Linked DNA regions of Homo sapiens: region 1 is linked to region 2. The links are chromatin contacts, found by Hi-C or POLR2A ChIA-PET in ENCODE. All regions are on one chromosome and are shown on one strand. The core of a region is the stretch at or near the end of the contact, and the rest is flanking DNA. Distances in the headings are between cores, read along the strand shown. Region 1 holds the start of PPP2R5B (protein phosphatase 2 regulatory subunit B'beta). Region 2 overlaps NRXN2 (neurexin 2).

What was found. A loop is a pair of places that touch in the nucleus more often than their neighbours do. ChIA-PET counts read pairs that join two places held with the same protein, here RNA polymerase II (POLR2A). Pooled maps may share reads with other maps.
Region 1: a loop to region 2 is called in a pooled map, with 2.6 times the contacts of the local background. The contact joins the promoter of PPP2R5B here to the enhancer-like site in region 2. A Hi-C loop is called at or near these places in 1 of 168 maps with a recorded cell type or tissue (CD4-positive, alpha-beta T cell), 1 of 37 single-sample maps with no recorded cell type and 9 of 50 pooled maps. POLR2A ChIA-PET finds 5 or more read pairs at or near these places in 2 of 52 experiments (GM12878 and activated CD4-positive, alpha-beta T cell).

Annotation. Positions count from the first base shown.
Region 1 is chr11:64,920,892-64,927,608 of GRCh38, reverse strand. PPP2R5B (protein phosphatase 2 regulatory subunit B'beta) reads right to left here and starts at 2,920. Exons shown (of 14, transcript NM_006244.4): 1 at 2,581-2,920; 2 at 1,676-2,138; 3 at 701-897. The coding sequence starts at 1,874. RefSeq lists enhancers at 1-213, 3,162-3,331, 3,472-3,541, 3,162-3,959 and silencers at 2,622-2,731, 2,832-3,051.
Region 2 is chr11:64,673,143-64,679,752 of GRCh38, reverse strand. It overlaps NRXN2 (neurexin 2), which reads left to right. Exons shown (of 23, transcript NM_015080.4): 7 at 2,716-2,760. Among named protein-coding and RNA genes, the nearest start is that of NRXN2-AS1, 33 kb to the right of the region's middle. Within about 2 kb of position 4,197, at least 7 of the 41 ENCODE cell types and tissues checked have a DNase peak (open chromatin) inside an H3K27ac peak, as active enhancers do.

The DNA.
Region 1 (6,717 bases), core at 1,671-4,170, 250 kb before region 2:
ACCTCAGCCTTCTGAGTAGCTGGACTACAGTAGCACACCACTATGCCCGGCAAATTTTTAAATTTTTGTAGTGATGCGGTCTCACTGTCAGGCTGGTCTTGAACCCCTTGCCTCAAGTGATCCTCTCGCCTTGGCCCAAAGTGCTGGGATTACAGATGAGAGCTGCTGCTCCCGGCCCTCATTCAAAGTTCTAATGGGTTGATTTCAGCATCTGCCCCAGCAAGCAGTTCATTCCTTGGGCAATCATCACCTGAACGCCTAGTTCGTGCAAGCCCTGGGCCAGGGGCTGGGAACCCAGGGGTGAATGGGACACATCCCTGCCTTCTAGGCAGGTGCAATCCAGTGGGGAGAACAAGGCTAGAAGCTGTGAGGTCTACGGGCAGGAAAAGGGAGATTTCCAGCTTGGTTATTGACAGCGGCTTCTTGGCAGAGGCGGCACCTGAGCCAGGCCATGGATGGTATGGGGTGTGGGGCAGGGCACTCCAGGTCTCAGGCAAGCATAAGCAAAGGTGTGGACGTGGGGCAGGCCCGGAGGCATTCAGTGGGTGTTGGGCAGCAGCAGGTCGGGGGGAAGGAAGACGTGGACTGAGGCCAAGCCGATGAGTACAGGGTTATTCTCCACGCAGGGGTCCTGCGGACAGGAAACGGGGCTCACACGCCCTCTCGGCCGGCCCTCGGAGCCTGGGTGGCAGGTGCTCACCATGCGGATGATGTCTGGGTAGACGGGCTCGATGAGGACACCCCGGGTGCTCCCCACACACTCCACCAGCTCGTTGAGGGCTGCCCGCTTCACCTCCTTCCCCTTGAGGTCGGCCACACAGTCCAAGAAGTCAAACATCACCCCACACTGGGCCAGCTTCCGGCTCAGCAGCTCGTGCAGCTCGGAAGCCGGCACATCTGGGGAGGAGAGGGCATCCTGGGCCTGGGCCCCAGCTCCCCCAGCTGCCCCAGCTGTGGGTGGGGCAGACCCTCCTAATCTCCACGGCTGCCTCTGCTGCCCCCAGGCCCCATGCTCTTGTGCCATCTCCTGCTCCTTGCAGACAGCAAACAACTACTGTCCCTTCCTCCATTCCTGGGGGTTGAGGGTTGCTTTTCTTCCTCCTAATCCAGGCTCAGAGAGTATGATGGCCTGAGTTTTAAAGCAAGATCACAAATCCTGGATGCAGCAGCTTTCCACAGGTGCCCCAAACAGCTGCTGCCTCCCTCTCAGGTGGCACCCTGTTCTAAGGGCCAGAAATGGGGAGGGGTTCAGGGCCAAGGATCTCTACGGTGTCCTCAGGCTTGGCCAGTCTGGCCCTATGGCCCAAGGCTGGGGAAGGGACCTATGTGGTGATCCCAGGGAACCCTGCCAAGCGCCTGCTCCAGGGATCTGGCAGCTGGCTGGGCTGATAGTGGCCCCCTGGAACCCAGGCTATGGGCCCCACCCTTGGCCTTGGTCTGCCCCTAGGGTGGCACCACCTTCGGATGTCCCACCTCTAAGGATGACAGGCCAGTCAGGCCATGTGTCAGCAGAGAGGGCTGGAGGGCTGGGGTCAGTTCTGATGGCGGAGAACCTAGCCTGGAGGGGTATCCAAACTCTCTCTCTTGGCAGCTGCCCGCTGCCTCCCACCCCTCCCCATGGCCCTGCTGGTCCCCTCGGGGGTTCGGTTCCCCCAGTGGCCAGCAGCCAGCTCACCTTTGAGCAGGGGCAGCGGTGTGAGCTCTTGCTGGTTGCTCTGATAGCGGAACTGAGAGGAGCTGTGGGAGCGGCGGGGCCGGGCTCTGCGGAGGGAACGGCGGGAGAAGCCGTCCACCTTGTCGGGTGGGGGCACAGGCGACAGCCCGGGGGAGGAGGGGCTAGTGGGGGTGCTTGCAGGGGGCAGCTTCGTCTCCATGGCGGTCAGGCGGCAGGGCAAGCTTTCAGAGCCCCGGGGGTTCTCTCTGGGCCTGGGAGGTGCTGGGTGAGACTGGACAGACTAACTTGGTCCCATCCTGTCCGGCCTTTGGGGGGGGGGCACAACCACAGTCCTGGGCCCCCCCCCAGGGCCTCCTGCAACTGCCCAGTCCTGGGGGGCAGACAGGGTAGAAAGGAGGATGGCTCAGGCCTCAGATCCTTCCTGGGGGTCCCGAAGAGTCCAGTTAGGGTTCCCACCCTGGCTCTTTTGAAAACGAAGTCAGGCAGAAAGATCAGCAAGAAAGAGACAGAGAAAGCCCATCAGTTCCTCAGGAGAGCCGGGAGGCTGCGTGGAGTGCCCAGGTCTTTTCCCTCCTATCCTTGCCCAGACCCTAAAATAGGGGTGCAGCCCCCTCCCATCCTGGACATGTCCCTCCCTTCTCTCAGACAGAAAGCCTCCAAAACAACCCCTCCCAGAATAGGGCCTATCCCCCAAGCCAGCCCCGACTCAGAATGGAGCCCCGATCGTCATCCCTGCCCCTTTCAGAATGGAACGCATCGCTGCTCCACTAATCCCGGCCACTTGGGACAACCCCAAGACTGGAGGTGCTGTCCCGATGCCACCCCGCTCCTAGAACCTGGCACCCTCCCCCACCTCAGCTCCTCCTTCCTGGCCCCCCAAACCTCATGGGGTGGGGGACACTCACTTCTCGAAAACCTAGACTTCGGTCGCCAACCCCCGGGGGCTGCCCGTAGGGAGGGCGACGGCCGTTCAGGGCCCCTTCGCAGCGGTTCCGCTCGGGGCGCTGGGGCTGGGCGGCGGCGCTCCTGGGTTCTCTCCCGGGCTCCGGGGGGGCGGCTAGAGCATGCCCCCAACTCAGCCCCGGGCCGGGACTGGGCGCTCGGCGGGCTCTGCACCGGCCGTCGCAGCGCGCGGATCTCCGCTGAAGTCCTGGGACTCCGACCCAACGCGGTGCAGCGCAACGGGAGCCCCGGCTCGGCTCCGTGCGCACCGGCACCCGCCGCCCAGCTGCTCAGGATGACATCAAGTCACCTCCCCCCACCCGGCCCGCACCTCCCCGCGGGCTGAAAGGGGGGGCTGCGTCAGGAAGGCCCGGGGCCGCTGGGAGATGTAGTCCCCGCGCCGTTTAAAGTGAGCTGCCAGACCAAAGGGGACACCCCTGAGGGCAGACTCGGGGGTGAAGGCCGAAGCTTTTGAAGCCAGAGAGCAGAGTGGGATGGGCTCTAGCCGGGGGCGGGAAGCCTGGATTCTAGAAGGGAGGCTGCATAGGGAAAGAGGAGGGCTTAGGAGTTTGCACCAGGAAAGTAGGGTGATGCCAGGACACTGACAGGAAGGAGTCGCAGCAAGCTACGCTAGGCCCACAGATTTGGCCTGGGCCTTCTATGCCCTAGGCCATCCCCCCAGGAACCTCACCCTTACCCCAGAACCACCAGACACTTCAGAAACCCCTTGGAAACCAGCACTGGACTAGTTAAAAGTCTGCGATGAGTCAGTGCTTGCTGGGAGGGGTGTGGTGCACCCAAGCCTGCTGGGAGATGCAGTCCATCCTCAGGCCTGCAGTCCCCCTCCCGTCCCTTGCTGTCTATGGTGACATCATGGTCTCCAGTTTAAAGGGCCAGTCTTGGAGTGGCAAAGCCCGAGAGGAGGAGGTTTTCTCCTTGAGCTGCCACCTCATCCCAGGCAGCCTGGCCTTCCCGGATGGACCTTTCAGCCCCCCTGGACCCTAAGATGTGCTGGGTGGGTCAGTGTCTCTTGCTCAAAATCCTGCTGCTGGCATGCAAGGCACAGGTGGGAGTCCAGGAGTTTGGCATGCTAACCAAAAGTTCCCAGCCTGCAGTCCTGGGCCCCCGTCCTAGGATCCTGGACCCCAACACTCTTTATAGCCCTGAACTCCATCCCGCTACACTGCTGTGAAATCTCCACCCTGAAATGTTGCCTGGATGAGCAGCTGGTCCATGGTGAGCAGTAGGAAAGGGTGATGAGACCAGATAATGAGGTCGGGGAGGGGACTAGGGGCCTTTTCAGAGTCTGCCCCATCTTGCTTTGGGTCTTGGTGACCACTCAGTGCTCCAGCGGAACCACCCAGCCATCCTCCCGGTTGCAGAGGAAGCCTGGGTGCGCAAGAGGTGTCCGCCTACCAAAGCAACAGAAGGCAGAGGCCTGCACCGAGGGCCGCAGTTCACCAGGCTGGGGTCCAGGACTCCGGCACTGGAGACCCAGCAAGTGCTCTGCTTGCTCAGGAACCTCCGGCAGGCCTTGCCCATCCGGCCCTTGGTGTCCCTGTCTGTCCAATGGGAATCCATGATCTCCCTCCTTGCCCACCTCCCAGGCTCTTCTGCATCCCTGAACAAGCTGAGGGAGGGCAGGCCCACAGAGCCTCTGCAGCCAGGCAAGGACCCCAAGGCCTAGAGAGGAGAAGCGCCTTGCCCAGTGTCACACAGCGTGTCATCAAAAGTTGGGGCCAGGGGCCAGGCTTCCACCTCCCAGCTGGCTACAGCCCATCTCCACAAGCCCCCTGGGTACCAGTGCCCTGGTCTCAAGGCTAGACTGACCACAGAGGACTGGTGTTTTATATAAAGGAAGTGCTAAGGCCAGGTGTGATGGCTCATACCTGTAATCTCAATACTTTGGGAGGCTGAGGTGGGAAGATCACATAAGCCCAGGAGTTAGAGGCTGCAGTAAGCTGTGATTGTGCTGTCGCATTCCAGCCTGGGTGACAGAGACCCTGTCTCAAAAACAAAACAAAAAACAGAGATGTTCCATTTGAGAAATGGGGCACTGAAGAGTAGAGGAGAGGGATAAGACTCTTGGAAGAAAAAAAAAACTTTTTTTTTTTTTTGAGATGGAGTCTCGCTCTGTTGCCCAGGCTGGAGTGCAGTGGCACAAACTCGGCTCACTGCAAGCTCCGCCTCCTGGGTTCACACCATTCTCCTGCCTCAGCCTCCCGAATAGCTGGGACTTCAGGCGCCCACCACCAAGCCCAGCTAGTTTTTTTGTATTTTTAGTAGAGACGGGGTTTCACCGTGTTAGCCAGGATGGTCTCGATCTCCTGACCTCGTGATCCGCCCACCTCGGCCTCCCAAAGTGCTGGGATTACAGGCGTGAGCCACTGTGCCCGGCTGAAAAAAAAGACTTCTGAAGTGGTGGCATTTGAACTGGGTCTCAAAATAGGCACAGTGTCACTTGGAGGATGCAAGATTGAACATTTTTTGTTTGTTTGTTTTTTGAGACAGAGTCTCACTCTGTCACCCAGGCTTGAGTGCAGTGGCACCATCTCAGCTCACTGCTGCAACCTCCACCTCCCAGGCCCAAGCAATCCTCCTGCCTCAGCCTCCCAAGTAGCTGGAACCACAGATGCACGCCATCATGCCAGGCTAATTTTTGTTTTTTTTGGTAGAGACAGGGTTTCGCCATGTTGCGCAGGCTGGTCTCAAACTCCTGAGCTCAAGCGATCCATTCGCCTCAGCCTCCTAAATGCTGGGATTACAGGAGTGAGCCATTGCACCCGGCTTTATTTTATTTTTTTATTTTTTTTTTGCAGTGGCGCGATCCTGGCTCACTGCAACCTCTGCCTCCTGGGCTCAAGCAATCCTCCCACCTCAGCCTCAGTCCCGAGTAACTGGGACCTCAGGCGCATGCCACCACTCCTGGCTAATTTTTTGTATTCTTTGTAGAGACAGGGTTTTGCTATGTTGCCCAGACTGGTCTCTAACTCAAGTGATCCTCTCGCCTTGGCCTCCCAAAGTGCTGGGACTACAGGTGTGAGCCACCATGTGTGGCTTTTACCACAATTTAAACGAAATGCATCACGTTGTGTTATATGCAACGAAAGATGTATGTTCAAAACAAAAAAAAGTCACCAATTTCAGTTGTACAATCCAACAGTATTGTATTTATAGATGAAGTTCCATGTATTTATAGATGAAGTTTGCTTTTTCAGGTGTGTTCCAGATCCCCCTGTTCTCCTGGCTGCCCCTGAGCTACCTGGAGGAGCTCCTCTGGCCTGGACACCCAGTTCCCTGCCAGCTGCCTGGGATCTCCTCCCTCCAGCTCCACCCATCCTTGAGGGATGGCCTCTCTTCCTCCATGAAAGCCCTTCCCTCTGATAAAACCCAAGCTCTCCACCCAGGACAGAGTCAAAAGCCGCAGCCCCCGGGCCACCTCTGTGATCCCTTTCTCACCCCAGAGGGTGGGCCATCCCTGGGGGGAGGGAGATACTCCTTCAGGGCCCCTGAGGTCTGAAGCACACAGTTTGCCTGATGAGTTTTCACCTAATCTAAGGTGGGAAGGATGCCCCCCGGCCTGGGCAAAGCCTGGCCCTCCCCATTTTCTCTCTATGGGGAGGAATCCTGACCCCAAACTTCCCCTGACCTCTTGACTGGAATCCAGTTGTCCAGTAGAAGAAGCCCCTAAATGCAGTGCCCAGGGCCAGTGTATTTGTTAGAACTGCTGGACCTAGGCCAGGTGCAGGGGCTCATGCCTGTAATCTCAGCACTTTGGGAGGCAGAGGCAGGTGGATTGCTTGAGCCCAAGAGTTCAAGACCAGCCTGGGCCACATAGTGAAACTCCATCTCTACAAAAAATAGAAAAATTAGCTGGGCATGGTGGCACGAGCCTATAGTCCCAGCTACTCGGGGAGGCTGAGGTGGGAGGATTGCTTGAGCCCGGGAGGCAGAGGTTGCAGTGAACTGTGATCATGCCCCTGTACTCCAGCCTGAGCAAGAATGAGGTACTGGCTCAAAAAAAAAATTACATATATATATATATATAGAACTGCTGGACCGAAGGCTGGGCGCAGTGGCTCACACCTGTAATCCCAGCA
Region 2 (6,610 bases), core at 2,948-5,447:
TCTACTCCAACCCTGCTATTTTTAAGAGGTAGCCTGGATCTCTTGTCAAATTAGTGGAAGGCCCAAGGGTTAGAACTCACATCTGTTTCTTCTCAATCCTGATTCTTTTTTTTTTTGAGACAGAGTCTCGCTCTGTCACCCAGGCTGGAGTGCAGTGGTGTGATCTTGGCTCACTGCAAGCTCCGCCTCCTGGGTTCACGCCATTCTCCTGCCTCAGCCTCCCAAGTAGCTGGGACTACGGGCGCCCGCCACCACGCCTGGCTAATTTTTTGTATTTTTAGTAGAGATGGGGTTTCACCGTGTTAGCCAGGATGGTCTCAATCTCCTGACCTCATGATCCGCCTGCCTCGGCCTCCCAAAGTGCTGGGATTACAGGTGTGACCCACCACGCCTGGCCCTCAATCCTGATTCTTAATTTGCTGTTCTACTTCTTAAAAATGGAATCTTGTTCATAAAGTTGAAAACTTTTGAATCTTATTTTATTCTCCATAACCAGTTCTAACTCAAAGAGTAGTAATTGGATTTTTACCTCCAATGCCTTTTTCTTCCTGCCTTGTTCGACTAGTGCAGTGATACCAGACAACACTTACCGTTCTGGGCCTGGTTGTTTAGCTGGCCTGAAGCTAATTGTTCCTTGTTCTGACTAGTTGGCCTCTTCATTTCATGACAGTCCTACCAGCCACCAGTACTAATCCTCTTACCACACGCTATCCCCTGACTCCCATCACTGCACCTGCAATTAGACTCTTCTCTTGCTATGTAAACTGCTTCTGCATCACTAATAATTAATATTGGTTATTCAGCACTTCTTCCGGCTGCTAAATATTGAATTCTGTTATTTTTAATTATATGAGGCCCTTATTCATCATCTTACTGAATTAGTCCTGTGCCCACTGGTTATAACAGCTCTCTAACTAATGGATCTGTCCCTAGAATACCTCTCCTTCTCACAATCACACTCTCGGGGGTGCAGTTTAGTATTTAACAGGCATCAAGCAATAATGTCCCTCCATCTCTAATACTCTTAATTAAAGCTGCCTCAGTGCCTCTGACATGTCCTCCCCAAAGACAGGGGTAATTTGGAAGGTGGTTGTTGCTGCTGTCTGTGGCAATGAGAAGAGAAAATGAACTTAGAACCACATGAGAGTGGGGACACTAGAGATTGGAGTAGAAAGATTGGGCTTATAGCTTAGGGAAAAGTCAGGGATTTTAGAGGTTCCTTTTTATGGGTGTAGGGGAGTGAATTTCTGGTGCTGGCTGTGGGAAGTGGAGACTCAGGGGTTTATGGGTGTACATGAAAGGAGGCTGTGCTGCTGGGATGGCCTTACCAATTCTAGAGACTGGTAGGGGTGGTGGTGGTGGGCACTTGATTCTGGGAGGGACAGCAGCCCAGAGAGTGAGAGAATGGGGTTGGGGTGATTGAAGAGCCTGGAGAACTTTTGGGGAAAGTTCTGAAAATTCAAGGTGGACACGTGGGAGGAGTCAGCTATGGGTGGGAGATGGGGAGGAGAGGGAAGAGGGTCTGGAATAATTTGATATAATGTGTGAGCCATCTGCCAGTCCGTGGAGGGCAACATTTCCTTTTCCCTGTTCTGGTGGCGACTCACTCTCTCTTCCTTTCTTAAGGATGAGAAGAAAACAAAAACAAAAACAAAAACAGAGGAGCTGCCCCTCTCCTCAGTGACTCCCTGGATCGATTTGCGTGTTCTCCATCCCCAGGAAAAGCAGGCATCCATGACCCCTCCTATGCTCCTTGGGAACCCCTTCCTTTTGCCTCCAAATGAAATTGGCTCTCATTCTTGCCAGTCCTTTGATTCTCTAGGGGTTATGCCCACTCTTCTCCCAGCCTGATAGCCAGCTGGCCCATCACCAACTGGTTAATCCATTAACCCGGCATGGCCACTGGTCAGCCAGTTGGCCAGCACCAACTTGCTCTTTAGCCAGTTCTCTGGAAAGCCATCTGGTTGATCAGTTAGCCAACAAACCCATAAGTCCATGGCTCCAACCAATAGCCCATCCCTCCTCACAGCCCTTGTTCCCTCCCTTCCTTCCCCTCCACTCTCTAACATTTCAGCTGATAGGACTTACTAATACTGCATAATTGGGTCTGCTTCTTAATCCCCTGCCTTCCCTCTCTCACCCTCTGTTGGAAAACCCCGTTGCCGACTCTGTGTGTGTTACTAACACGCTTATAACCCAGGGGACCAAGGGATGGGCAGGGACAGGTGGGGCAAGGTATGAGTGAAAAACCGAACTAACCTTTCTGTCTCATCTGCGGAATGTCAGCCATCTTTAAGTCTTTGGTTTCTTGGTCCAGTTCTTTTGTTGTTTTCTTCTCTACTAACCAAGGTCTCTAACTGTTCCCCTTCTCTGCAGACGGCTCTTCTTCGGGGAGGGGATGGTGGGGAAGAGGAATCCAGAGGAGGGGCGGGGTAGGGATGGGGAGAAGAAAGGACTTAATTTTTCTGTGTGTTTTATTTCTCCTCCCCCCATTATAATTTAATTTTCTTTAAACAAATACTTTTGCTGAACCTAAGGTGGGAGGGTTGGAACAAACAACCAAATATATATGGATATATATTTTTTCCTCGTTCCTTGAGTTTCACAGTTGGTCATTTTATTTTTCTTTTCTTTTCATTCTGTTCTTTTGTTGTTGTGTTTGTTGTTGTTTTTTGACACCCCCCTCCTCCCCATCCCCCCATATCTCCGGTGAAGCACGCAGGGATTGGACACGCTATGGTAAACAAACTGCATTATCTGGTAGATATCACTCTAATTGTCTTACCGTTTGGTTTGCCGTGGGTTTTTTTAACTGTTCGATTCTCCCTCTTTTGTTTCCTCTCCCTGTTTGGTTTTTTGGTTGTTTTGCTCTTCCAATTGTTTTTTGCGTCCTGGACAATCTTTAGATTTTGCTTCTCTTTTAGTTTCCCTCTTTCCCTTTTCTTTCTTTTTTGGTCCAAACTGAAATACAAAAGACAAATGGAAATCGAGGAATTTGGCTTGTCCCTGCTGTAATCCCTAACTCCTGAATTCAGATTCCTGGCCAGAGAGACCTGGGGGCAGGCCCCATGTTCATCGGCTCTGGTTAGACCAGCCCCGATGCCAGGCTGCTTATTTCTATTGCTTTATTTTGTTCTTTTCCCTCCCCTCCCTTGTTTTTTCTCTTTGATTTAGTTTCTTGGTCTCCTGAAAATCCATGGAAAACACCATCCCATGACATGCTATGCTCTGCTCACTGTCAGCTCCCTGGACAGGGCCGCTCAAGTTTGAGGAGGGGTCTGGGGGTGAGACCTCCAGTGGCAGCCAGTGGGGTGGGTTCCCAGGGGTGGAGGGCATGGCCTTGGGAGATGCGGAGCTGCCTGAGATCAGTCCAGACCTCATGCAAATCATCAGTTCATAGCAGTTTGGGGGCTGCCCCATGCTGGCTGCTCTGGGAAAGGTGCCATCCCCTCCCTCACTTCTCAGCCTTGAGGGTTCCTGGTTCCATGTCCCCCACATTTTGCATGGCATGAATGGTCTTTTCCCCTGACCAGGGATAGCGTCCAGTTCCCCCAACTGCTCCGCTGCTCTGACTAACACTGTGTTTCACACTGTCTTCCTTCCCGTCACCCCCTGCCCTCTCTGCCCGCTGCCTGCCCCGCATGGCCTCTGACAGGGGCTGGTTTCCTTCCCTGTTGAGGGGAGCGAGAGGAGGAGGCCTGCAGGGGTGGGAAGGGGCAGCATTGGTTGTCCTTGTCACCGAGCTCCTCTGTTTGGGTTAGGCTCAGTCCTGGTGAGTGTTGGTGTGGGTGTCTGTGTAAATGCAGCTGGTGTGTGTTGGTGTGTGGGTGTGACTGTGTGTAAATGTTGGCGTGACATTTCGGGGTGTTAGTGGGAAGCTGTACTGTGTGTGCGAGGCTCTGCTGGTGACTCTCCACGTGTGAGCTGGTGTGAGCTGGGGGCTGCGTGACTATGTGGGTTTTTGAGCCTGGTGAGGACTCTGTGTGGAGGTGGACTGTGGAGACTGGCCCTTCAGTTGCAGTGCCATGGCAGTCAGGAACAGGGAAGGAGCTGGGGCTAGCCCTTTGCTCCTTGCCTTGCCTCAGAGTGTGTGTGCGCAGGCCCTGCTGCGTGTGATCCCCTGGGATTCCCTCGTGCCTGCCCAGTCCTGGCTCTGCAGCAGCAGCCGGTTAGTCATCGCCTATTAATAATGCAGAGTGACTGAACACCAGGCTGGGGACCCTGCAGATGGACGTGTCTGCTCCCGTGGGGCAGCTGCCTGGCCTGCCCAGCCTCCCAGGTTTGTATGGCTGGCTGGTGAGGAGGGAAGCGTGACAGTTGGGGCTCCCAATCTGAGTGTCTCTCCCACTTCCCTAGGAGGCTCTACCTCTGAGGCTACATCTGGCTTTTCCTGATACTTTTGCAGATCCATGTTTTCCTGCACCCATATAGACTAGTGCCCATGGCCAAAGCCATTCCAGCCCTCCCCAATTTAAGACCTCAGGTGGCCACTCCCAGTGGTCTTGGTGTTCCAATGGGGCATACAGTGCCAGGTTTCTTGTTCCTCCAGCTGCTGCTTCTAGGAGTTAGCTGCTACCTGCCCGGCTCAGGCCAAGCCATTGAGTACCTGTCAGGAGCTGGCCAATTGGAACTTTCTTTACGGTGCTTCACTAGATAACCAACCTGTGACTTTAGGGACAGAAGGGAGGCAAGATCAAGCCATGTGGTACACCCCAAGCCTCTGGGGAATACCATCCTAGAATTAGGACCCAGCAGACTTTCCATCTAGCCTCAATTTGGTTAAAAATTGACCACATGGGCTGAGTCTACTAAAGCTCAGTTCCCTTATCTACCAAATGGGCTAATAGTGGTAGTATACCTGCATTGCCTACTACATGGGGTCAGTGTGAAGATCAGGTAGAGTAATAGAAGTGAAAACATTTGTACTCTGTAAAGGAAATTGTAATGTTACTAAGCTTTATAAAATGTTAACTGGTTATCTCAGTGTTTCCAGGGCAGGGATGTTTTGTAAAGAAATGATTCTCTTCCCTAGCAAACCCTGGAGAACACAGCATCTCTGGCCCACTGGAGATCCTATTACCATCTCTTCTTAAGAATCAGTCCCAAAATAACTGTATGAAACCCTAGAATGCTTCAGGAATTGGGCTGGAGAAGAGGAAGAAAAATGAATGACTTGATTAAATTGGTTAAGAAGCAACAACCAGCTAGGCACCTGTAATCCCAGCTACTTGAGGCTGAGGTGGTTAAGCTGGTTAAGAAGCAAACAACCTGCTGGGCTCATGCCTGTAATCCCAGCACTTTGGGAGGCTGAAGTGGGTGGATCACCTGAGTCCAGGAGTTCAAGGCCAGCCTGGCCAACATGGTGAAAACCTGTCTCTACTAAAAATACAAAAAAATAGCTGGGTGTGGTGGTGGCCATCTGTAATCCCAGCTACTCGGGAGGCTAAGGCAGGAGGATTGCTTGAACCTGGGAAGCGGAGGTTGCAGTGAGCTGAGATTACGCCTCTGCACTCCAGCCTGGGCAACAAGAGTGAAACTCCATCTCCAAACAAAACAAAACAAACAAAAAAAGGAAGAAGCCAACAACCAGCTATGCACCAGTAATTTCAGCTACTCAAGGCTGAGATGGGAAGAGTGCATGAGCCCAGGAGTTCAAGACTAGCCTGGGTGACATGGCAAGACCTCCCCACCGCCTGCTTTTTTTTTTTTTTTTTGGAGACAGAGTCTTGCTGTGTTGCCTAGGCTGGAGTGAAGTGGCGCGATCTCGGCTCACTGCAACCTCTGCCTCCAGGGTTAAAGCAATTCTTATGCCTCAGCCTCCTGAGTAGCTTAGACTACAGGTGCATGCCACCACTCCTGGCTAATTTTTTGTATTTTAGTAGAGACAGGGTTTCACCGTGTTGCCAGGCTGGTCTCGAACTGCTGAGCTCAGGCATTCCACCCACCTTGGCTTCCCAAAGTGTTAGGATTACAGGCATGAGCCATCGTGCCCCAGCAAGGCACCATCTCTAAAACAAACAAACAAACAAACACCCTATCTCTAAAACAAACACACACACACACAAACAAAACAAAAAAAAGTAAACAATACTGTCTTGTTTCAGTCCTGGAAAGGAAAGTATCTGCTAAATTCTGAGTCTCTAAAGTCTGCACTTTCCTGCATGAGCAATACTGACTGATAAACAGACCTGGTTGCCTTTTGGTGGCCTCATAGACCTTCATAAATCTGTACTAGGAATCAGCTCTTTCAGCCAAGACCAGAGTCAGAGGCCTTGTAACAGGGTTCAATGTGTTCTGATTCCCAAGGCATCCCCCAGACAGGTTTTGGTTAGTTTCCAATTTATTTTTACTAACTCATTTATATGGACTATTTTCATGTTGTTTGAGCACTTCTTCTTGGGGGAGAGGGTGGATATAAAGCAAAAAGGCCAACCTTGAGAAGGTTGAGAAGTTCGGATTAGGTGTGATCAGGCTGATGGAGTTTGCTTGTACAAATAATGATAGTTCTTTGTACACACACTGGGACTCTTTGAATAGCTTTCCCCTTTTGAATATCATTTAAACTTGAATGCCTGGACTGCAAGTAGCAGGCAGAGATTGTTTCCAGTTA